2 separate regions of the Mus musculus genome follow, and region 2 is linked to region 1. A link is a loop called in an ENCODE intact Hi-C map of the cell type or tissue named here. Cell type or tissue: gastrocnemius. All regions are shown on one strand. Each heading gives the region's core, and the rest is flanking DNA. Links, peaks and the distances in the headings are about the cores only. Region 1 has its middle 7.9 kb from the start of Gm26176. Region 2 has its middle 94 kb from the start of St8sia2.

What was found. Hi-C counts contacts between places; a loop is a spot of excess contacts. Peaks named below come from ENCODE experiments on the same cell type or tissue, not always from the same donor. Only the 100,000 strongest peaks of a DNase experiment are listed, where the experiment ranks them.
Region 2: it touches region 1 in a loop (8-fold over the local background); 6 of 42 quality-filtered maps call a loop at or near these places.

What each region holds. Positions count from the first base shown.
Region 1 is chr7:73,647,553-73,660,393 of GRCm38, forward strand. No RefSeq gene overlaps it. Among named protein-coding and RNA genes, the nearest start is that of Gm26176, 7.9 kb to the left of the region's middle. In gastrocnemius, for the core only: CTCF peaks have their summits at 6,823 (motif pointing right) and 8,408 (motif pointing right); DNase peaks (open chromatin) are centred at 6,841, 7,068, 8,432 and 9,886.
Region 2 is chr7:74,101,301-74,114,141 of GRCm38, forward strand. No RefSeq gene overlaps it. Among named protein-coding and RNA genes, the nearest start is that of St8sia2, 94 kb to the left of the region's middle. In gastrocnemius, for the core only: a CTCF peak has its summit at 7,266 (motif pointing left); DNase peaks (open chromatin) are centred at 6,060, 6,452 and 7,317.

The DNA of each region.
Region 1 (12,841 bases), core at 2,519-10,518:
TTTCCTATTGGCCTCACACTTACGATCTTTCCAACAGTGTCTTCTTTAGTTTCCTGAAAACAATGCCATAGGCTTGGTGAACTGTCAGAGATGTGTGTTTGTGGCTCAGGGAAACACGGCAGCTGTTTAAATGTGCTCCAATCACACAATGTTTTGGTGTTTCTAGGGCTAACAGGCTAGAGATGAGAAAAAGAAAAAGCACATTGGTTTAATCATTATTTACACAATGCATTTTATGGGTCTACATAAACTATGTGTTGTTGACCTTTAATGAATATAGGCTTAATTAGATAATTTCATTGTATTTAAAGAGACAATATAATTATTTTAATATGCTCTTGATTTGTTTCCTCTTACGTCTACACGTGCCTTTGTCTACTGGTAAGGCCCACAGGTATTACTGTCCTAGAGAATTTCTTTTCAACTGTTTTCTGGTTTGCGGTTTGCAGAAATCTGATCTCACTGACATATGGTACTACTAAATTGTTTAATTTCCTAGGATACACTACAGTGACTTTTGTTTTAATGGAGACCTGTATTTCTAAAAATCTTAAACTTGATGACCTGAAATGGGACTTTTTTCAGTAGCACTTTGAGGCTAGACTCTTTATCATCTTAGGCAATAAGTGTGGAGCAGCTAAGACAGCCCTCTGGTGTTGGTTCACGGAAGTGCAGGCGAATTGTGACACAGGTTAAGTGCTCTTGCTGCTCCTGAGGAGGACTGGAGCTTGGGTCCCAGCACTTATTGATTTATTTTTCTTCTCTCATACGTTACATCCCAACTGCAGTTTCCCCTCCCTCCACTCTTTCCAGTCCTCCCCCTTTTCCCATACCGTCCCAATCCACCCCTTCTCTGATTCCCTTTAAAAAAAAAAATCGCCGGGCGTTGTGGCGCACGCCTTTAATCCCAGCACTTGGGAGGCAGAGGCAGGCAGATTTCTGAGTTCGAGGCCAGCCTGGTCTACAGAGTGAGTTCCAGGACAGCCAGGGCCACACAGAGAAACCCTGTCTCGAAAATCCTTAAAAAAAAAAAAAAAAGATCAGGGTTTCCCAGAGATATTGAACAAACAGTACAAGTTAAAATAGGACTAGGCACAAAACTTCATATCAGTGCTCGGCAAGGCAACTCAGTAGGAGGACAAGGGTCCCAAGAACAGGCAAAAGAGTCAGGGTTCCCCCCACCCCCAGCACAGTTAGGAATCCCACAAGAACACTCAGCTACACAACCATAAGAGGACCTAGCTGAGACCCATACAGGGTCTGTGATTGTTGCTTCAATCTCTGTGAGGCCCCACGAGCCCTGCTTATTTGATTCTGTGGGCTATGTTCTGGTATTCTTGGCTCCTCTGGCTCCGGCAATCTACCCCGCCCCCTTTCTGTGAGGTACCCCTGGCTTTGCCTAGTGTTTGACTGTAAGTCTTTGCATCTGCTCTTTTTTTTTCTTTTTTTTCTTAGATATTTTCTTTATTTACATTTCAAATGCTATCCCGAAAGTTCCCTATACCCCTCCCCCCCACTCCCCTACCCACCCACTCCCACTTCTTGGCTCTAGCGTTCCCCTGTACTGGGGCATATAAAGTTTGCAAGACCAAGGGGCCTCTCTAGAGCTAGAGTTTGCAACTGCTCTCATTAGTTGCTACATGATGCCTCTTTGATGATGTTTGGCACCCATCTATGAGTATAGCTGAATATAACTGGGGATTATTTTATTGTTTTTTTTTTTTTTTTTCTCAGTCCTGTTTGGGTCTATTCTGGGTCTCTTGACTATCCAGCCTTTGGTTCCTGGTCATCCAGGCAGTGTGAGATATGGGCTCTCTCTCTTGTGGTAGAGGCCTCAAGTTGGACCAGTCATTGGCTGGCCACACCCACAAGTTCTATTCCACCGTTACTCCGGCACATCTTGGAGGCTGATTTCCAGTACTTAGATAGAGTGGCTCACAACTGTCGGAGACTCCAGTTCCAGGAGACAGGATGCTTTCTTCTGTCCTCTGTAGAGACCAGGCACAAACATGTTATACATGTATGCAGATATTCATACACACATACAATTAAAAATCAATCAATCAATCAACCAATTTTGAGAGGAAGACTGTGTTCCATAAGTCCAGGCTGGGAAGTCTGACAGGAGGACGGAGGACCCAGCCAGACTCCAGAGGTTCCTCTCTTGTAGGCTTTTAAAAATGTTCAGGGCACCGAGGGACTCATTCTTGACAAAATAGTGATTTTTGGTACCTCAAAAAGAAAAGCTTCAAATCTATGATACTTGAGCATAATCATATGCAATTTAAGGACAAACTGTCTTATAAATGTTCATTTATATAATTGGATTTTAGTGTTTCCTCATACCAAATATATAACTATATGAACTATCCTCAAACAACTACTTAACTCATGATAGAATTGTATATTTCCCACATACACACACAGAGACACACAGACATACACACACATACAGAGAGTTTTGTTTTGTCTTTTTTTGAGACACAACCTTATATGGACTAGGCTAGCCTTCAACTCACTATATAGTTGAGGCTAGCCTTTAATTCCTGATCTTCTTGCCTCTACTTATCAAGTGCTGGGATTAGCGGCATATACCACATGCCTGGTTATTACATATATAGTAATTTTAAAAAGATTTGCTTATTTTATGTATGTGAGTACACTGTCATTGTCTTCAGACACTCCAGAAAAGGGTATCGGATCCCATTACAGATGGTTGTGAGCCACCATGTGGTTGCTGGGAATTGAACTCAGGACCTCTGGAAGAGCAGTCAGTGCTCTTAGCTCCTGAGTCATCTCTCTAGCCCTATACTATATATTTTAATGTAATTATATGCTGTTTGTTTTCATGAAAACACGTTTGCTTCCTGGTGTAATGATATATGAGCAAGTAGCAGCTGCATATCCCCACAGCCACAGAGCAGTTTGTCACTACAGTTTTCCCACCATGGTGTACTGTATCCCCTCACACCATGGGCCAAAATAAACCTTTGCTCCCTGGAGTTGCTGGAAGACTTTCCCCCAGGTTTGACTGGGTACCGACCCAGAGACTGCTGCATCAGGGTCAAGGGGGCCAGGCTGCATACTGGGCTGGCAGCAGAGCAGAGAGCATCATCACCCACGTGGTGCTGGCTGTGTACGTAGGTAGAATGGGAGATCGGGGGGGGGGGGGCCCTCGTAGAGGGGAGTGTCACATTCCTGAAAGCTGCTGAGGCCAGGCAACGTGTGACAGGGTCATAGTTCCTGCAAGGATGACCCAAGAGGAACTCAGAAGAGCTCAGGATGTTGGTGATGCCAGAAATGTGGGCTCTCAATCAAGGACCCCTAAATAGAGTTGGAGGGTGGAGCTGCCTAAGTCTTCTGAAATCCAGATAGTGAAGTGAAAACTTAAGCATTCTTTGGAAAGACATTTTTGTTGGATGGGGTTTTGCTGGGGCAAACATGTGAAGGAGTGTTTCACTGAAATGGACACAGGTGAAAGGCTAAGGCAGACACAGGTGAAAGGATGTTCTGCTAAAGCAAGCATGTGAAAGGACACTCGATGAAAGATTCTTCTCTAATGACATGCATGCATCGGTCCGCTTTACATTGTGTAGTTGAGCTCCATTTGTAAGGACTCCACAAAGAGAAATGCATCAGAAAAACTTCTGGTGGTGTGCTGCGGCTTCTTGCAATTGGCAGAGTGTTGTCAGCTGAGTCGTGTGGTGAGGCAAGATCCTTGGAGGACACGTGATGTTTGGAGGGAGTATAACTAGGACTCAATTCACCATGAACTGGGCTTGCTGATAGGGCTAGCTGTGAAACGCTTGTTGGTCTTGTCTCTTCACTGATCTTCACTTCGTGGAGAGACGCAGAGCTGAGAACTTCTCCTGCAGTCCCTCCTGGTCCCTCCTGCTGACTCGTGCTGATTTGGCTGAGACCTGGCTGTTCCTGCTAGACTGTGCCACTGCTGCTCTCCCAACATTACCGAACTGGACTGCTGACATTATCTATGAAGTGTTTTTGAACAGACCGAGCTGCTGGCCTATTAACTGAACTGCTGATTTCCTGACAATTCAGATAGGATTTCTAAACAGGTCCACTTCCCCTGTATCCTTTATTTTCCACTACCTCTGGTGGGTGGTGGGCTAGAAGGGAGGTTAAAGCATTTATAAGAACCATCATTAAAGAATACCCAAGATACAAGATACAATTTGCAAAACACATGAAACTCAAGAAGAATGAAGACCAAAGTGTGGACATTTTGCCCCTTCTTAGAATTGGGAACAAAACACCCATGGAAGGAGTTATAGAGACAAAGTTTGGAGCTGAGACGAAAGGATGGACCATCTAGAGACTGCCATATCCAGGGATCCACCCCATAATCAACCTCCAAACACTGACACCATTGCATACACCAGCAAGATTTTGCTGAAAGGGCCCTGATATAACTGTCTCTTATGAGGCTATGCTGGGGCCTGGCAAACACAGAAGTGGATGCTCACAGTTAGCTATTGGTTGGAACACAGGGCCCCCAATGGAGGAGCTAGAGAAAGTACCCAAGGAGCTAGAGGGGTCTGCAACCCTATAGGTGGAACAACAATATGAACTAACCAGTACCTCCCGAGCTCATGTCTCTAGCTGCCTATGTATCAGAAGATGGCCCAGTTGGCCATCAGTGGAAAGAGAGGCCCCTCGGTCTTGCAAACTTTATATGCCTCAGTACGAGGGAATGCCAGGGCTAAGAAGTGGAAGTGGGTGGGTAGGGGAATGCGGGGGTTGGTGGTCTGGGGGACTTTTGGGATAGCATTTGAAATGTAAATGAAGAAAATACCTAGTTAAAAAATAAATTAAAAAAAAGAACCATCATTAATTTATGGTTTGAAAAAATTAAGGTTACAAGATAGTGGCACCAAGAGCCCCTGGTGGCAATGTTCTCCCTGCTGGGTTTCAGTTCTTTTGGTCTGATCTTTTGCTACCTTCCTAGTCCTCCCACTTGGAATGGGAATGTCCGTTCTGTGCTGTTTTATAGGGGAAGAATTTAATTTATTTAAAATATAATTTTCTTTTCTTTCCTTTTTTTTTTTAGATTTTAAATTTATTTTTATTATATGTAAGTACATTGTAGCTGTCTTCAGTCACCCCAGAAGAGGGAGTCAGATCTCATCATTACAGATGGTTGTGAGCCACCATGTGGTTGCTGGGATTTGAACTTCGGACCTTCGGAAGAGTAGTCGGGTGCTTTACCCACTGAGCCATCTCACCAGCCCCTCCTTTTTTTTTAAAACTAGATATGTGTGTGCTTGAATGTATGCATGAACCCATGTATGCAGGAGCTTAAGGAAGTCAGCAGGCATCAGGTTCCCTGAACTGGAGTTACAGTTCAGTTGTGAGCCATCAATCATGTCAGGGCTGGGAATTGAACCCTAGGTCTTCTGCAAAAGCAGTCAATGCTCTTAACCACTGAGCCAATTGTTTAGCTTCCCTCTCTCTTCCCCATAGTTAAGAGAGTCTCAGAAGGAACACTGGGCTCTGAAACAGTGTTGGAAGTATGGGGACGCTGTTTTGCAAGGAATCTCTAGGAGGTGGAGCCTCGCTGGAGGAAATGCTTTGATGGAGAGTAGGTCTTTACGTTCATGGCTGTTCTACTTCCTGTCCCATTTCTGCTTCCTGGTCCGCTGGGATGTGATCAAGTCCTGCCATGTGCTCTCACCACTATGGGGCCACCAGCCACCATCCCTTTCCTTTAGTGATGGTTATATCCTTTTAAACTATAAGCCAAAATAAACCCGTACTAGTCAAATTAGTAAGCGGCAGAGGAAGCTGGGAGTGGTAATGCCTGCTTGCAATCCCAGCATGCAGGAGGCTAAGGCACGGCTGGGAGAATAGCTTGGCCTATGTGTAGGAAGGCTGCAGCTCGGCAGTAAAGCACCTTCCTGACGAATTTAAGGTCCTGAGTTTGATTCCCAGTACTACAAACAAAGGCAACAAAACCCGATGGTCCTATGCCCATGTTCTTCATCATAGTTAAACAACCAAACTTGGGATTTTCTTCGTAACACCATGGCAAGAGGCTGAGGGTGGGCTCTAGTGAACACCCCGAGGGTGAGCTCGGAAGCCGCTGGTTTTTCAGTTCAGGTCCTGACCCTGGCTGACACCTTAATTCTAGCCTTCTGAGAGAGCCTGAGGCAGGATCTAGCTAAGCTAGGCCCAGTGTGTTAGTCAGCTTTCTGTTGCTGTGACAAAAATCCTCTAGGTAAATAACTTCAGAGGATAAAAGGTCAGTTTTGGTTTGGTTTCTGGTTTCAGTCGACAGTTGCTTGACCCAGTTGCTTTGGGCCCTGGGCAGCGGAGTATATCATGGTAAGAGCATACAATGGAGGTGTGTGCTCACCTCATGACAGTCAGGAAGCAAAGACACAGGATGGCTTGGGTCCCCATATCTCCTTTAATGACATGTGCTCCTGACCTGTCTTCTTTACATGTCCCCATCTTGTTCCACCATCTCCCAACAGCCTGGCTTTTCACTTGTCTTCTTGAATGCTGTACAACCTGAGTCAAGTTCCATGCGGTAGGAACTGGTGTTTCTCACTGCCATTTGTTCCTGCTCCTCTCTTTTTCTTGGGAACACCAAGGGGTTATGTCCCAATTCCTTGCGTGTGGATGTTAATTGTTGGGCTCTGAGCAGAAATTCGACTGGTCCCTTAAGGCTGAGGCGAGAATGAGCTGTGGGCTTTCTCACTTTATCTAAACCTGTCCCTGGAAGGGGAGGGTGATGGGGCTGACACAGTTGGAGAAGGTAACAGAGTTGCAGTGTGGAGAGAACTTGGCTCTCTATATAACTGACCACTAGAGGGAGTCCTCCCCACTTACTGGACAAGGCTGCGGAAAGGCAACCCTGTTGTCACTTGTTAAACTGTGAGATTTTTTTTTTCCTTTTAGTAGCAATTCTCTATTCTGACAAACTTGATATCCAACCCCTCTGAATCGTGGCTATTTTTGGCTGCTTGGTCAGTTAAACGGATTAACTTGGTGTATAGTGCTGGTGTGCGGTCCAGGGATGCCAGCTGCTGTCTGTGAGCTCCGGAGAGGATGCAGATTTTTGCCAGCAATGTCAGGACTCACATTCTCACAGCATCACCAGAAGGTGCCAGCGTGCCGACCACCTGATTGGGCCAGCCTCTGTCCTAAGGATACTTGATGTGGCGTATCAAGACCAGTGATGAGACCACTCTTGAGACCAGTGATGAGTGCAGTGTTAGTCCCAGTGAGGATCGTAGCAGCTGAGGCCATGACGAGTTACAGACACAGCAAAGGGCAGACTATAGACTCCCAGTGCTTCAGCCTCAAGACAAGCTCCATGAGTTTTTGGAAAAAGTGACAGAGAAAAAAATTATGTCTCTCTACAACGTCCATCTACTTTCTTTCTCTCTGGGGAAGCGTTGCTTTTCCTCTTCAGCTTTCTCTCCACGACAGAAGGATCTGCCTGCATAAATTAATCTTTCGGCTTATGCTTGGCTCCAGATGTGGAAGGACGGTCTTCCTTCTTTCTCTGTTCCAGGGTCCCATGTGTGTGTTTTGTTTGAATCCTGTGGGCTCTGTGTGAAGCTGTGCAGAGGGAAATTGGTTTGGGAACCCAGCCCATGTCCCAGTCTTTCCCAGCTCCCCTCAGCACTGGGTCTCTTGAGGCCACAGGGACACTTTAAAGCTCTTACCATTTCAAAGACAGTACAAACTGTGGTGGGATTATAACTCTGAAAGTGGCCTTTTCCCTTTTTCCCGTGGAGTGTTCCAGAAGCACCTTCCATTTCTTTATTTCTTTGTGGAGCAGAGGAAGATTTTGTTTGCAATCCCACAAGAATCAGAAAAGTTTCAACTTTTGGGTGTTTTTATTCAAATCCAGATACATCGGGGCTGGAGAAATCCATCTGCCTCTAGCCTTATTTTTTTTTCCAATTTCTATGGCTTCTTTGGGAATTTTACATTATGCACCCTGATCAAATTCATTCCTCAGAATTTCCATGTCCTTCCCTGCACCATTGTGGCCTCCCCCAACCCCCAAAATAAGATAAAAATTGGACCCATGTCCAATTTGAGTCATTTGACCACTGGAGCATGGTCAAACTCTCCACGGCCTGCCACTTAAATAGAACCGAGTCTTCCTGTTTCCGCAGAAGACGTCGCTTGTGGGGAGCTACACTTGAGCATCCTATCACACCTTTTAAGAGTTCTCTTTCTGTTTAGGTTCACACTCTTTTTTGAGATCGGATTAGGAGGTGTTTAGCCTCCTCAGCATCCTGGCTTAGTCTTCCAAGTGCCCAGATTACACACTCAGTTTAGAGGGTGAAATATGTTCAACAATGTAACTTTTTTTGGTTGTTATTTAAAAACAATGTGATTAGACAGAAACAGCCCTATCTTTGGGGTTTCGGAAACTGACAGAAGATGGCGCCAGAGAGCCGATGTGGAGATGGATGGGGTCCTGAGCTGAGAAAGTCCCTGAAAACAAGTGGCCCAGGAGCATCTTAGCATCCTGGTATGTCTCTCTCTCTCTCTCTCTCTCTCTCTCTCTCTCTCTCTCTCTCTCTCTCTCTCTCTCTCTCTCTGTGTGTGTGTGTATAAAAGCCATCATTGCCCAGGACCATCTTAGCATCCTGGTGTGTGTGTATATGTGTGTGTGTGTGTGTGTGTGTGTGTGTGTGTGTAAAAGCCATCATTGCCCATTCTCCCAGGCTCACTGTATCACAAGACTTGGAATAAGCTTCCCACAGACTTTGCCATCCTCAGAATAGCACCTATGCTGGGCACGGGCTGCACACCCATCAGTGTGCACTTGCTGGTTGAGATAGGGAGATCCTGAGTTGAAGGTCATTGTAGGAAGCCAACTCTAAGATGGCGCCGGTTTCCGGTGTGCCATTGTCATAAACAACATCAGCGCAGGTGTAAGCCCTGCCAACCCCTCCCGAGCGGGTACATGCTAATTAGGTGACAGCGGTTCAACCTATCCCAGGAGGACACGAAGCCTTTCCCTGTGCTGGGGTGTATATAAGCAGACCTCCCTGCTTGCCCGGGGTCCCCGTAGCAGCATCGAGATGTTCCTGCAATAAGGGCTGTTGAGAAGAATCCGGCCGTGTTGTGTCTTCCTTGATGGCCGAGGTGGGCGCAACAGGTCATCATGGACTACATTTCAAGTGTGAGGCCAGACTAGGTCCATGCGTGCCTATCTTAAAAAACAAAACCAACCAACCAACCAACCAAAGAATAAGAAAGAAAGTTGGTGGCACGAAGTCCACCATCTTGAAGATGCTTTTTGTTTTGGTTTTATTTTCCATTGTGAAGGATGGTGTCTGGTGTTAAAGTGTCCAACCACTGAACTACACGTCCATTCCATCATATAGTATCGAGCTATTATTTTTGCAGATAGTCTCCTGTATCCCAGGCTGGCCTCACACTGACTGTAAAGGTCAAGCTGATCTTGAAACCCTGGCCCTCCTGTCAACACTGGAGGATCTGTGGAGGAAATGAGATATCCCAGCCTCCATTGTGAGTCTTGCCCTTTACAGTTTGAGTGGAGAAAGCAGCTTTGTTTTAGGGTGGGAGAAACAGAGTCTCATGTGATCCTGGCTGACCTTAAACTCCCGATCCTCCAATCTTTCCTTCTAAAGTGGAGTGATTACCGCCTTGAACCGCCTCACTCAACTTTATCATCGTCATCATCGTCATCGTCATCATCATCATCGTCATCATTGTCATCATCATCATCATCATCAATAGACTGAAACAAGGTCACGGAGGAGCCAGGAAGCTTGGGAGGAGAGAGAGGCCAAGGCTGGAACCCAGACCTTTTCCTTCCAAAGGGCCTGCTACCTTTCAGGATGATTGGGCTTGGCTCGTGACCAGGTTTCCGTTTACCGAGCAGGAACAGCTCCTAAAGGAAGAGATGGTATCTCCACTGGGTAGTAATGAGCAGCAAAAACATCCCTGCTCGCTGGAGGCTCCGGCTGGGAAAGCTCAGCTCACTGGGAGTGGAAAGGAGGGAGGGAATGCTGGGAAGGAGGAGAGCAGAGAGGCCAGGGATCATGTGGCACCTTGAGCTGCCCGGGGAGGGAATGCTGGGAAGCTCTTCCTGGGGGAAGAGTGACTCACTTGTTCAGAGAGACTGAAGGACCACTTTGCTTCTGAGTCTTATGCTTCAGATCAATTGCAGGGAGACTGAGGGGAAGGGGCCACATGCGCCTACAGGCACGCAGCAAATTCAATCACTGACCGAGACCGGCAGACCAGGCTGGCTGTTTGCTGATCTGAGCCCAGACGTGAAACAGCTCAAGCTGGGAGAGGGAGGACCTAGGTAAGGTTGGCCTGGAGGAGGTGATACAGGAGTTAGGTCCTGAGGGATGAGTAAGAATTGTCTAGATGAATTAGGAAACAAGGGGCAGGGGTGGGCCAATGCTGTGGACGATGCTGAGACTCTCCCAATGTTATATATAACCTAGCATAAGAATTCCTAGGTTAGTCCTAGAAGTATTTAGTTGAAATTCAAGTGAAGCATGAATGAGGTTGCATTGGTCCTACATATCTTATAAGCTTTGTCAGAGAGTTTGGGTTTTACTTTGAAATCAACAGGGGATCTGCTGAAGGGTTTGAAACAGGGTGGCCAACACCTTGGCGTCTGGCTTTTCAACTGGAAAAAGAGAGGTAAGGTGAGAGCCTGTAGATAAGTGGCTCTCCCTCCAGACCAGGCTGGCTGTATTCCAGGCAGAAATGGGGGTCAGAGCTAAAACTGTGGATTAGGAAGGACCAGAAAGTGCTGTCTCCACAGCACAGCCCCAGAGGCATCATTCATGGACTCTGGTGTGAAGGATACTTCCTTAACATTGCTCACCACGCATCCAAATAATACTCTTTAACGTCTCATCGAGGAGAGATGAAGGGAATGAACGACGGTGATTTAATTCAGTCAAAGAGAACTGCTAGTACTGCATAGAGGACTCAGCCCATGAAGTACTTGCCTTGAAAGTACTGGGAAGAGGGCTCAGTCAATGGGTTACTTGCCTTGCTAGCAGGAACACTCGTGTTTGGTCCCCCTGACCCACATGAAAAAGCTCAGTATGGTGGCATGTTCATCACATGTGCTTGTAATCTCAGTGCTGAAGAGGCAGAGAGGAGTGGGTGGACCTTTGGGGTTCACTGGCCAGCAAGTCACGCTTACTTGTCAAGTTCCAGACCAGTGAAAAACCTTTTCTCAAAAATGTAAGGTACAAGCTAGGGAAGATGTCTCAGTCAACAAAGTGTCTATTGCACAAGAATGAGGGCCTGAGTTTGGACAGCCCCACCCATTTAGAAGCCAGGCATACTGGTGCATGTCCGAAACTCTAGTGGTCAATGGCGAGTTGCAGGTTCAGTGAGAGACATTGTCTCAAATATTAACTGGCTGGGTTAGGAGTCACTGGTACCATTCATCTAACCAGAGAACACAGGAAAGGATAGCTCTGTGAGGCCTTGGATGGGAGAAATGGGGAAGTTAGAAGAGGTGGAGAGTGGTTTGGGTTTTGGCACAAATTCTCTAGAGCAGGAATTCTCTGCTGTTTGCCCACCCCAGAGCACCCATTTCTTTGTGGTCTCTCATAGCCACCCTGGGGACTGGTCTAGGCCTAAGGCAACTAAGGTCAGGGTTAGATGAGAGGCTCTGAGGTCTGGAACGAGAACAGTGAATGTCACAAAGAAGCCCACAGGACACCCTGTGTTGTTTCCCTGGCCATGTCAAACAATGCACAATGAGCAATGTTAACTTTTTTGTGTGTTTGTTTTGTTTTTCAAGACAGAGTTTCTCTGTATAGCCCTGGCTGTCCTGGAACTCACTTTGTAGACCAGGCTGGCCTTGAACTCAGAAATCTGCCTGCCTCTGCCTCCCGAGTGCTGGGATTAAAGGCGTGTGCCACCACACCCGGCAAATATTTATTTATTTATTATATGTAAGTACACTGTAGTGTGTCTTCAGACACTCCAGAAGAGAGCATCAGATTTTGTTATGGATGGTTGTGAGCCATCATGTGGTTGCTGGGATTTGAACTCAGGACCTTTGAAAGAGCAGTCGGCGCTCTTAACCACTAAGCCAGCTCACCAGCCCATTAACTTTTTTTGGAGGGGAGGTGTCACACTTCTTCAGTATAACCACATGAAAGGAAAGCCTCCCAAACACCTGGGCCTTACAAGTGAATTCATGCCAAAAGCAGTCGGCTTCCTTTGTTATGTAGCTTGAGGTCCAGAGAAATGGGGATGAACTACCGGATGCCTGCCTGCCAAAGGACCCCTTTCTGAATATGGAGAGACAGCCTGTCTGGTTTCCAAGTAGGGAGGTGGAGCCGGCACTTTCCCCAGGGTCTATGCTCATCTTCCTTGCAGGAAACATTAAAGAGCATCCATAAAAGACATACTGCAAATTTTGTAGGCTGTAAAACTCACAGATGAATTTTCCCATCCTGTTTTATGAGCATAGGTTTTAAAGCCTTCACCGTGCCAGGCAGGCCACCCCTCTGGTGTGCGTGAACTTCCTCTCCAGGTTAGGAGTTGTATTGTGAACTCAGCTGGAAGATCTCCGACGACACGGGGTGACTTAACATCTGGAACTCCTAAAGGACATTGTTTCCCTCCTGTCGTGTAGATAGCAGATGGGAGATGTCCCCGCTTCTCCTGTAAGTAGCATGATCTATGTGGAAGCTGAGTGAGGATCCCAAGCAGGCAGGCGCTATCATGGCCCCCAACAGGATCTAAAGACCTCAAGAGTCAAGAGAGATAAAATGAAGGTGTTTAAACCGAAGGTTCAAGCACACATTCTGCATCCTTCATCATTTGGAATTGTAAA
Region 2 (12,841 bases), core at 2,938-10,937, 450 kb after region 1:
CTTGAAGAAATGGAGCAATTAACAGAGGATAATTGTGAAATTTCTGAGCTCCCTGTTCCAGGATGATGGGGCATATAGTGCTTACCTATGCCTTCCTCTTAGTTTCCAAACAATTGTGTGGTTCCTTTAAGTATTGAAAACAGAAAGCTAAAAGGAAAATAACAAGCAAGCAAAGAAGCAAATCTAGACAACTCTGGCTCTCTTCTTTACAAGTTAGAAAATGGAATGAAATAGGGCTAGTGAAATGACTTGGTAAAGAGCTTGCCATGCAAGCACAAGGACCTTAATTCAGATCTCCGACAGGCATTTAAAAAGTTGTCCATGGCAGTGCAAGCCTAAAATCCCAAGTTCTGGGAAGGTGGAGACATGTCTCTGGGCATGCTCGCTAGGCAGTCTAGCTGGGTCAGTAAGTTGAAGAGTCAGTGAGAACCTGTTTCAGCAAATAAGGTAGAGGGTGTTCAAGGAAGATGCTTGACATAATACTCTGGCATCAACACATGCACACACAAGTATACATACATACACATACATATATGCAAACACATGCTTATGTGCACTCATGGACAAGAAACTTGGAAGACAGAACATGATGTAGATGAACCAGGCTATGTCTCTGTCCCCAGGTGTCTTGTAGCTGCTTCGGAGTCACCTCCTGCTTACCTGGAAGCAAGGGGGGAAGAAGAAACTCTGAGCCCTCATATTCCTAAATGACTCCCAAAGTATCTTTTTGAGCCTTTCTGAGCAGGGCAGGGCGTGGTGTGTGTGTGTGTGTGTGTGTGTGTGTGTGTGTGTGTGTTGTTTGGGAAAGAGTCAGTAGAGGGGACTCCAGGCTCCTAGTCCAGATTCATATTTTGAATGTCACCTAAGAAGGGAAACCAGGCATCCTTTCCAAGAGTCTCCTTCTAGCTCTCTAGTTTCCAGCTGGGCGAGAGCCACCTTTAAGCCAAGGGCCTGATCCTTGCTCACAACTCTCCTGACATTCTCTGGGACCTTTTCTCTGTTTCGAGTTCCATTCCATACCATACCTGGGCTCTTGCTTTGAATTTAGTAGCTGTGACTCTTCTCTCAGATCCACTTCACTCCCTAGTAGAAGATCTAGCTCAGAACTTGAACTAGTCAACGTGCTACAGAGCACATGCTCCTTCACAAGGCCTCCAAACACCAAACGTGGCTTTCCTGGCTCATTTCTTTTCAATGATGCGTCTCATTCAAGCCCTGCCCAGTTCTGTACCTTCATCCAACATCATGAGCTGGCAGCTGCCAGAATGCTAGCACCCCCAGCATCTAAGCATCTCTTTGTGGGGACAAAGGCAGTGTTACACATATACCATAAATATTTGCAGAGGTTTACTCTATGGAAAAGAGGGATCCTTTGCTAACATCATTGAAGGAAACATGATAGGAAAAGGGGAAGGGGGAGGGAGAGGGGAGGAGAAGGCAAGATCTGTGGCAGTGATGGCACTGTGAGCTGCTGTCTCTCTTCTGGGATCTTTGTTATGAGGGTGATAACCCCCTGCTTTGCTTGAGAATCTTAGTTTGATTTCTGTAGTTGAACGATGAATCTTACCTAATACAGTTCTATTCCCTCCAATGAGGATTAACATATAGCCTCCTCCATATAGTTGCTTTTCTAGGACACAGCTTGCTTCAGCCTCATGTCTGGTGGTTGTGCTTTAAGTCGGGGGCTAGAACCCTTTGTCAAGTTACTGAACACCATATCTCAGTTTTTATCATCTTTAAAATGGGAGAAGTTAAGCCATACTGCCAAGGTTCAGATGAACATTAGGTAAGATGTCCATAAAGTACTTCGTAAGTAGAGCTTGAAAGTGTTAGACAAGCATTTTCTATGTGGGAGTTATTATCTATTGTGATTCTTTTTCTCCTCCTGTAGCTGGTTGGCTCCATTCAGATGGAGATTCTGGGTATATGCAATGGTCTTTATTTCATAAGTAAAGTGAGCCTCGGCAAAGGTCTAAGTCTTTTGTTCCTGATAGCCTTCTGACTCTTTCCTCTTTTCTTACCCAACCCATCCTCCTCAACTCTGTTCCCCACCTGTGTTCCTTACTGTGGCAGACATTGCTGTATATCTAAAACACTAGCTTCCTTTCTTTCCTACTTATTACCAGAACTCTGATTTTATCTACATGGAATATACCCAGCTGAAGGTGAAGGGCATGATGGAGCCTGTGACAATGATGAAACTATCACCTGATGTCTCTCTTCTGGGAACCTTGTGGTGGGGATGGAGCAATAACTCTCTCCTTGGTTAAGTCATCTTAGTTTGGCTTCTGTGGTTGAGTGATGGACCTTAACTGATACACTGGTTCTATCCTCCAAATTAGGAACTGCCCCCTGGACCCATTCTCTACAGTAGCTTTACCAGAACATGACTTACTTCAGGCTCACATGTATGAGCCATGGAGTGGCCTCCTCTATGATATGACTATGTGACTACTTGTTCGTGCAGTTAGCTAAGAGGTCTCAAGCATCGCTACTGCCTTTCCCAAGTTCTTTCTTTTTTTTTTTTAATATTTTTTTATTATTACATATTTTCCCCAATTACATTTAGAATGCTATCCCAAAAGTCCCCCATACGCCCCCACACTTCCCTACCCACCCATTCCCATTTTTTGGCCCTGGCATTCCCCTGTACTAGGGCATATAAAGTTTGCATGTCCAATGGGCCTCTCTTTCCAGTGATGGCCGACTAGGCCATCTTTTGATACATATGCAGCTAGAGTCAAGAGCTCCGGGGTACTAGTTAGTTCATAATGTTGTTGCACCTACAGGGTTGCAGATCTCTTTAGCTCCTTGGATACTTTCTCTAGCTCCTCCATTGGGGGCACTGTGCTCCATCCAGTAGCTGACTGTGAGCATCTACTTATGTGTTTGCTAGGCCCCGGCCTAGTCTCACAAGAGCGAGCTATATCTGGGTCCTTTCAGCAAAATCTTGCTAGTGTATGCAATGGTGTCATCGTTTGGAGGCTAATTATGGGATGGATCTCTGGAAAGAAATTAGGGAAACAACACCCTTCTCAATAGTCACAAACAATATATAATATCTTGGCGTGACTCTAAGGAAGTGAAAGATCTGTATGATAAAAACTTCAAGTCTCTGAAGAAAGAAATTAAAGAAGATCTCAGAAGATGGAAAGCTCTCCCATGCTCATGGATTGGGCAGGATCAACATTGTAAAAATGGCTATCTTGCCAAAAGCAATCTACAGATTCAATGCAATCACCATCAAAATTCCAACTCAATTCTTCAACGAATTAGAAGGAGCAATCTGCAAATTCATCTGGAATAACAAAAAACCTAGGATAGCAAAAACTTTTCTCAAGGATAAAAGAACCTCTGGTGGAATCACCATGCCTGACCTAAAGCTTTACTACAGAGCAATTGTGATAAAAACTGCATGGTACTGGTATAATGACAGACAAGTAGACCAATGGAATAGAATTGAAGACCCAGAAATGAACCCACACACCTATGGTCACTTGATCTTCGACAAGGGAGCTAAAACCATCAAGTGGAAGAAAGACAGCATTTTCAACAAATGGTGCTGGCACAACTCGTTGTTAACATCCCAAGTTCTTTCTAACTACTCATCAATGACAATCACGGAGAGGCTTCATCAGATCTCTCTCATTTGACCAGATAGATAGCTCTCTGCTTCTAAATGTAAGAGGAATACTGTAAGGTATGTGTGGGAATGGACTGCTTACCAAAGATATTGCAGAACAGAGAAAAGCAGAATTGGCCTAACAGAAGTGTAAATGGGAAGACAGACCTGACTTAAGCATGCTCTCATAGTGTCCGTCCATGAGTTTCTTTGGTGAATTTATTTGCTTAAACTTCTGAACAGTGAGGAGATATGGCTATGTTAAATAAAACACACAGTACAAGAAAAAATTATGAAGATTATAAAACTAGATTCATGCCTGATTCTAGCACACAGGTACAATCACCTATTGCTCAGTGAGGGGGGGCATGTTCTGAAAAAAATGCAGTTAGGTGATTTCAACCTTGTGAAGACCTCAGAGAGTGCCCCTGTACTAGCTAAAATGGCTACATCACTGGCAGTACAATCCTAAGGGACTGCCATAGTATATGTGGGCTGTTGACTATTACATCATTCTGGTAGCACAGAATGAGGATGCTCTTGGAACTAGCCTATGGATGCACTGATATGATAAGAGAGACTAGAATAGGCTGTAGTATCCAATAGCTCAAACAATAGTGCTTACAATCAAAAGTGAATGGGATTGATCTTGTGCTCATGTTCCTTGATTGGTACAGGGGAGCTCACTGGAGAACCTGTATCAGCAATGAAATATCCCAACCTGCGATCATGAGTACCACTTCTACTCAAACTCACTGGCCAGTGCTCCTACTTTGGGGGAGATGAAAATATCAATTCTCTCCTTTTAAGGTCCCAACAACAAAATAAGTACCAAAGTTTGCCCAGGAGAACCAATGCTTTTATTAGGCCTGCAGAGAAGTGGGCAGGGATGTATGGACACGAGAGTGGATGACTTTGAAGCAGTCACACTAGAAGGTCTGTTCCCAGCATGGATGAGAACTCTCTCGTGGTCACATGCATGTCACCCCCTAACTCCACTCTAGCCCTTCCTCTCTGAGGTCACTGGCAATTAAAGCAAAGTTGCATACAACTCATTGGCAGAAGGGGTGGGATACTCAGGTGAGGGTCTCATGTCTCTACTCCTATAAAGGAAGGCCAACAGTCGACACGTCCATCTCTGATGATCTTTTGCAAGAGGTTACAGTTGGTTTAATGAAGAGGGTGGCAAGTTGGCTTGAAGGGTAATCCTGTACAACAGCTGGTATGAATCATATGGTTCCTCCCAACCACAGTGTAACCCAGAGATTCAACCATGTGCTTAGAATGGGGAGGTCCAAGGATGTCTGCTTAGTAGCATTGTGGAGGGTGCACACAGTTCCACAGTTTCCTTTCTTTCTTTCTTTCTTTCTTTCTTTCTTTCTTTCTTTCTTTCTTTCTTTCTTTCTTTCTTTCTTTCTTTCTTTCTTTCTTTCTTTCTTCTTCTTCTTCTTCTTCTTCTTCTTCTTCTTCTTCTTCTTCTTCTTCTTCTTCTTCTTCTTCTTCTTCTTCCTTCTTCCTTCTTCTTCTTCTTCTTCTTCTTCTTCTTCTTCTTCTTCTTCTTCTTCTTCTTCTCCTTCTCCTTCTCCTTCTCCTTCTCCTTCTCCTTCTCCTTCTCCTTCTCCTTCTCCTTCTCCTTCTCCTTCTCCTTCTCCTTCTCCTTCTCCTTCTTTCTCCTTCTCCTTCTCCTCCTTCTCCTCCTCCTCCTCCTCCTTCTCCTTCTCCTCCTCCTCCTCCTCGTCCTCCTCCTCTTCTCCTCCTCCTCGTCCTCGTCCTCCTCCTCTTCTCCTCCTCGTCGTCCTCCTCCTCCTCCTCATCTTTTCTTCTTCTTCTTCTTCTTCTTCTTCTTCTTCTTCTTCTTCTTCTTCTTCTTCTTCTTCTTCTTCTTCTTCTTCTTCTTCTTCTTCTCCTTCTCCTTCTCCTTCTCCTTCTCCTTCTCCTCCTCCTCCTCCTCCTCCTCCTCCTCCTCCTCCTCCTCCTCTTCCTCCTCCTTCTCCTCCTCCTCCTTCTTCCCTATTTGTATTTTGGAGATACATGAAGTGCTTATAACGGTGCCAAGCTCATAAATAAGTATTTATTATGATGGCTTTACATGTATTATTGTGAAATAATAGTTAGACACATACAAGAAACATAACAATAGGTGTGTGAGGGTTTATTTTTTGACAATAGAGATGTCTCATTAAATAGGTGTCTTTTGAATCAGACAATGAAATTTGAGACTGGTCTGTATTTTTTCTGGTGCTGTGAGGGAATAAAGGAGAAAGGAATGTTGGAGCTTAGGAACTCCATCAACACAACACGGAGATAGCAATGTAGGCAAAGTCTAGGCCAGTTCATGGGAGAAAAATGTGCGTATTGGATTCTTGGCAAAAGTCCCACACCCTGCTGAGCCTCAGAGCCTGTGGCCAACTCTGCAGTCGGTGGCCTTCTGGGGCCACATAATGATGAGTGCTATTGGGCTGACTTGTGTTTTCTGCCTGGGAAAGGACATAAATTGGCATGCCCCCAAAGTCCTGCTTGCCTCTTGGATCGAATTCCTTTGACCATGCAGGACAGCCACACAGAGCCCTTTAAAAAGCACTTTTGATGATTTAATTAAATCTGACAGATTTTTTTAAAAACTGCTAACTGGAGACCTCAACCATATTTCTTGTCTATTTTTTCCCCTGCTTCTAAAGGTTAACTGCAGGCTTAACTCCTTCATTCACCCAGAACTGTATTTGTAGTAAGCCTCCCAGGGGAACATCTTTTTCTCTCTCTATGATGGAACCTACTTCATCTACTTGGCTGGGGTGGAGTAAGTGCAGAGGCAATCTGTCATCTTCTGGATAGAGCTGGGTCTGTCTCAGCATCCGCATTCCCCTCCAAAGCTAAGTGCAGTTCAGATGCTGTTCAGAGACAGAGCAGCTGCCACATCACTCCCAAGTGGTCCTTATCACCAGCATCTCACAAATCCTACCAGTCACATAAAAGTTGTGAATGGAGACCCTCAAAGTCAATGATATTTGGGAGTCAGTCTAGCTTTGGGACATGAATACCTCAGAGATATCTGAAGGTTAAGAAACAAATAACAGATAGACAAGATTCTTTCTTAACTCGATGCAGCCTGTCTCTCTATCCCAGAAGTGAGCGACTTGATTACTATTAACAGGTTAGCAAAGAAGGAAAAGGATGAGGAGGAAGTCAGCCTTGGGTGAACATCTTCACATGGAAGCATCTCCCCCAAACCCCATATTACTTCTCAGTGGTCTGACCCTTACTACACATGGCAACACTGAGGTTCACATATGTTGGAGGATTTGACTAGGCACATGGGTCAGCAGCATATCCAAGGCCTGGAACATGTCTTTGACATGTCAGATGTTTTCTCCAGTCTCCCTTATACATAATTGGCTCAAGGCTTCCTCAACACTCAGTAAATTTCCATGCTGCTGACATCTCTCCTGGGGTCCTGTGCAAACTCTGTTCTTCCCTGTCAGAACCTTTTGCATTCATCTCCTGTCCCTACATCACTAGCCTCCAAACCTATCTCCCTAGGGCCCATTCGCTCAGACTTCTTTCTTTAAGTCTAAGGGGATGGATGCTATAGGCCCAAGAGAATGCTCATCACTAGACAGGAAGAGAGCACATGCCCCCTGGTGGGGAGGATTAGAATCTTCAGAGTAGAGAGAGGGAGATGTTTATGGTCTCTTGACAGGGTCGAGTTTACAGATATTTCTCCATTGATGAAGATGCTATGTCCAGAACCTCTACATGTGCTGTACATGGCACATCTTTTGAATGTCACAGCTTGCAGCACTGTGCCCTGGCGATGGCATGGCTCACTGGGAACTCCCAGTTACTGCCACCATTGAGCCCAGCAGTACAGCCCAAGAATAAGCCATTCTCCATTTCTAGCTTGCTGAGAGGCGGAAAGTCCCAGACCCAGCTATGGTTTCTGCTGGGCAGCATGTCATCTGGTTAATTCTGCACCAGTGTAAAGCACCAGCTATGGTTTCTGCTGGGCAGCATGTCATCTGGTTAATTCTGCACCAGTGTAAAGTGGAACACTCAGGAGCTGAACCAGCAGATGTTGGCCATCTCTGCATTTCTTCACTGCCTTTCAGCACGGTTTATCCACTTTGAAATTTTAAGTAACTCTAAAGGCCATGAGATTTTTATATTTGTCAGAAGAGGGCTTGCATTTGCAACTGCTGAAAATGCTGATACGACTACAATGAAAATTTATGTGCCTCACGTTGATGTCTGTACTTTAAAAATGTCTTGGAGACATGAGTCATATCCACTGAAATAGGCCTCTAAATAGGACCATAGGCTCTCCCTGGGTGATCTGGAGTCAGAGTGATTCTCTCACCCCCACGAAGGGGGAATACTTGTGTATCTTTGTAAGACTGTGCATATTTGAATAGAGATATGCTACTCTTGAGCCTGAAAAGCCTTTACAGGGGTGCAAGGCCATTCTACACACATCGAATGCTGTTTTTATTTTATTCTTTCTTTATTAGGAATTTCCAAAGTCAAAGGACCTCAAGACAGAAAGCTGAAGAACTGGAGGACTCAAAAATATTATGAAAAAAATATGGGTATCTGGAGACTATGAAGAGATATGGGACTCTCTCCATACATTTCCTCAGGACCCCTTCGCTTCCTGTCCCTATAGTGGTGACCTCCATGACTTCTATGGAGGAAGTCTAGAAGTCAAGAGACAAAGGCATCATGGAAATGAATAGCCATGACTACATCCAATTAAGAGGAGAGATGTAGCAGGGGAGCTATCAAAGCTGCTGTGTTCCTCACTTGGTCAGAATTACAAATTGTTTGGCTTGTCAAATAAAGAATAATGGAGAAGGAGTGAGTGAGAAAGGGAGTGAGAAAGAGTAAGAGAAGGAACTGATGCTGATTAGTCCATGTATTCTATCTATCTATCTATCTATCTATCTATCTATCTATCTATCTATCTATCTATCATCTATCTGTCATCTACCTGACTATCATTTATCTGCCATCTACCTAACTATCTACCTATTCATCTATCTGTCATCTATCTATCTATCTATCTATCTATCTATCTATCTATCTATCTAATCTAATATTTTATTTTCAAAGCAGGGTTGTGAGTTGACTTATATCACCTTGAAAAATACATGAAAATCTTAACCCCTAGTATCTGGGGATATGACTGGTTTTGGAAATTGGATCTTTGCTATCAAGTTGAAATGAGTTATGCTGAGTTATGTTGCAGAAAACATGAGTTTGATTTTCAGCACCCATGTCAAGCATCTCACAACTAACTGTAACTTATGACATTGCTCACAAGGATTGATGGGGCTCATCAATGACATTATCTGCCTGTCACCTAACTTGTCAAATCATCAAAGAAAGTCCATCATCCATAAATCTGATGGTCTCAGTGACGGAGTGGTGTGATGTGAAGCTGTGGCAGAGTGCAGTGGAAACAAGGGGTCTCATGATACCACATCACCCAGCTCCACTGATAAAGGGATCATAGAAGGAAAGGCCAGCTATTGTCTTTCCTGAGGAGGGAACAGGGGAGTGGGGATTTTCTGTAGAGACTCTACAGTGAGAAGGGCTGAGCCTGAGAGAACTAGATGCTTTTCTTGGGTAAATGCTCAGGGATTCAGCCGAGGGGCCTGGTATATCACATTGGCTCAGCAAAGGCTTCTCCACTTAGAAATAGTGGCAGGGGGAATGAGTTCCTGCCTTTCCTCCAGGACTATGGCTGCTGGGGTGTCAGACAAGGCTCCCTGGACTATGATGAACTCCTAGGAAAAGCCCACGTTGGGAGAAACTGAAAATGTCGGCACTGAAACCTGACATGGTAAGTTTACCCCAAATTGACTAAAATGATATTTTCTGCCTTCAAGCAGAATAAGAGTTTAAACAGAATATGTGCTGAGTTGTAGTGAAAATAAAACTACATTTCTTGCAAACCTGAGTTTTATGAACTAAATTGATACTTACTGTAGTGTTTGCAAATAGCTACAGTGGGGGATATTGGGAAGCTAGTACATCACAGGCCACGACCTGCCAGGTTTGGTTCATCTGAGCTCTTGGTGATATATTTGCTGGCAATGGTACTCCAATCATTGTGCAGTCCCTGGGGCCCTCTGTGTCTAGAACTTCCTTTCATGGAATCCACGGTGCATATTCCCCTTGCCTGGTAGACAGTAAAATGGCTCTCTTGGTTCTTAGTAAGAAGAGAGGGTAGATCTGGGTCCTCAAAGCAACATGGTAATTGATGTCAATAAGCATCCCAGAATAGTACAAGTCTCAAATACATCACCCCCTTTTGATAAATCAAGGTGGGAGTTGAGGTGCACAAAAGACCCAATGGATTCTATTAAGTTCATGAGACCTATCAAGATGCAAGGCCTTTCTGGAAGGGAAACGTTATCACTGGTATAAATTAGAGGTGTGTCTGCCTAACCAAAAACTGTTTTGCATGTCTCATTTATCAGCTCTCATGACTGCCCTGCTCGAGTCAGGACCAGCATCAGTGGAGGAGTTCTTTGTAAATGGCACCTGATGCACCCAAGGGCTCTTTCTGTACAGCATATGATGTCTTCAGCAAGGGAAGTGTGTCTATTCCCATTTCTAGCCAGCTCCACTGGGAGCTTTGCTTCTGTGGTTCTTCCGTCTGTCCCCTTTGGTATAAGCAGTTTGTCCCCAGCACCCTGCTTATCCTGCACTCCTAGGCTGTTAGGATGTGACTACCTCCTGTTTTGGCTGTCCTCGTGGGCTGGTGCAACATACGCTCATTTCTCACCATCCACCTTCCACCATGTGATGCTGCCACTGACCCAGAAAGAATATATTCTTTTGGGGGTGGGTCTCCTGTGCTAGACAGAAGAAATTCAGCAAGAGTTAGGTAGACACACCTTTATTTTATATCAGTGATAGCTTTTTCCTTCCAGAAAGGCAGAGTTGAACAGTCTCTTTCTTGGTCTTTGGAATAGACTCTCGCTTCTATGTGGTATCGATTTGAGATACACAGGAGACGGGTGATGCATACAAGTTGACTATGCTCTTGATTTACTTTAAAATTTGTGGAGTGCCTGCTTTGTGTTATATCCTCATGAGGCCAGGGAATGCCCAAGACTCATCTGAATCTCTGCAAACAACAACAACAACAACAACAACAAAACCCAGCAGGGTGCAGGGAACCTTGTTGGCATGAATACAGTGTTACCTCCCTGTGTATATGTTACTCACATCCCCCACACAGCAGAACTGAAGGCCATTGTAGATTCTAGAAGAGAGAGAAAACATCTGGACAGAGCCTGTGCCATTTAGGGATTTCTAGCTGAGAGCTATAGCAGCTCCATCTATTATTGGACTTCAAAGAGAAAAACAACACCCCCTGCCCCAAACTTATCCGGAAGGAAAAACTTATTCCTGTCCCTGGCTGAAGGCAAGACCAAGCAAGTCCAGATGGGTTTCATCAGTAAAATTGCTCACTGGTGTATAAAAGTATTCCTCTTGGCTTCTGGGTGATAACATTTACCGAAGGGAATAATGAATGACAGTCTTTTCCTTAGATGTTTCAATGCTTGGTATTTTTATTTTATTTTAATTAGGTATTTTCTTCATTTACATTTCCAATGCTACCCCAAAAGTCCCCCATACCCTCCCCTCCCACTCCCCTACGCCTCCCCCCCCCCCGCCACTCCCACTTCTTGGCCCTGGTGTTCCTCTGTACTGAGGCATATAAAGTTTGCAAGTCCAATGGGCCTCTCTTTCCAATGATGGCCAATTAGGCCATCTTTTGATACATATGCAGCTAGAGTCAAGAGCTCCGGGGTACTGGTTAGTTCATATTGTTGTTCCACCTATAGGGTTGCAGATCCCTTTAGCTCCTTGGGTATTTTCTCTAGCTCCTCCATTGGGGGTCCTGTGATCCACCCAATAGCTGACTGTGAAAACCCACTTCGGTGTTTGCTAGGCCCCAGCATAGCCTCACAAGAGACAGCTATATCAGGGTCCTTTCAGCAAAATCTTGCTAGTGTGTGCAAAGGTGTCATCATTTGGAGGCTGATTATGGGATGGATCCCCAGGTATGGCAGTCTCTAGATGGTCCATCCTTTTGTCTCAGCTCCAAACTTTGTCTCTGTAACTCCTTAATGCTTGGTATTTTTAAAGCTACACAGGCAAAATCAAAGCGTGTGTTCAAAATGTCATGGTATGATTTTTTCCCCTTATTTATGTATTTGTGGAAATTTACCAGTTCCTTTATATCTACCTTTCAAAAATTGATTGTTCTTATGCACTTACTCTCTTTGCAGCAAAAATCATTACAAAAAAAAAAGTCCACAACCAATCAAAATACAGAGCATAAGTGGCCGTGTAGTGACTAGCCCAAAGGATACATTTACAACTCAACTCTTGTACCCAAGGTTCAGGGATCTAGTGAGGGAAGAGGAGGTGGGAAGATTGTAAGAGCCAGAGGAGCAGGAAGTTTGAACACCAAGAAGTATGCTAACCTGGGAGAGGGAAATCCCATGAGGCCTCAAACCTATACAAAGAACCACGGAAAACCGAGAGTGGGACACGTAGTCTTCTTCAGAGAAGAACCATAAGCTGGTTATCCAATACCAAGTCATCAGCCTGAAATCATAAACACATGAGTAACATTATACAGACTGAGGAGGCGATACTTAGGAAAACACACACACACACATTTTACATGTATGTAGCAATAATTTAAGAAAATGAGACCATGAAATTTAGAGAGAGAGAGAGAAAGAGAGAGAGAGGGAGAGAGAGAGAGAGAGCGCAAAGGAGGTACATGGGAACTAGGATTGGGTTGGGAGGAGGATAAGAAATGGGAAAAATTATGCAATTATATTTTAATTAAAAAAATAAAATAATGATTGTCATATTATTAGGTTGTCCCCAGTGTTTCATAAGAATAAGTGAAGGTAATAAAGATTGCTTTGTAAAGCAAATTCTCCTCTGAATTTGCCTTTTCTTTTATATCATAGTTTTCTAATGTGACAGACTATAAAATTTTAGGCTGTCAAATCTGCTAATCTGCGTACCCACTGTTTGTATGCTTGCTGTTCATCAGGACTACTCCAAGGTTTTTAGGGCACTTGGGCACAGCAAACCATCACCACTTCCTAAAAGCTAGTGTGTGAAGCCACCTACAGAGTAGTTTACTGGCAGAAGTCCCTCTGTGGGGCTGACATACTTTGTTTC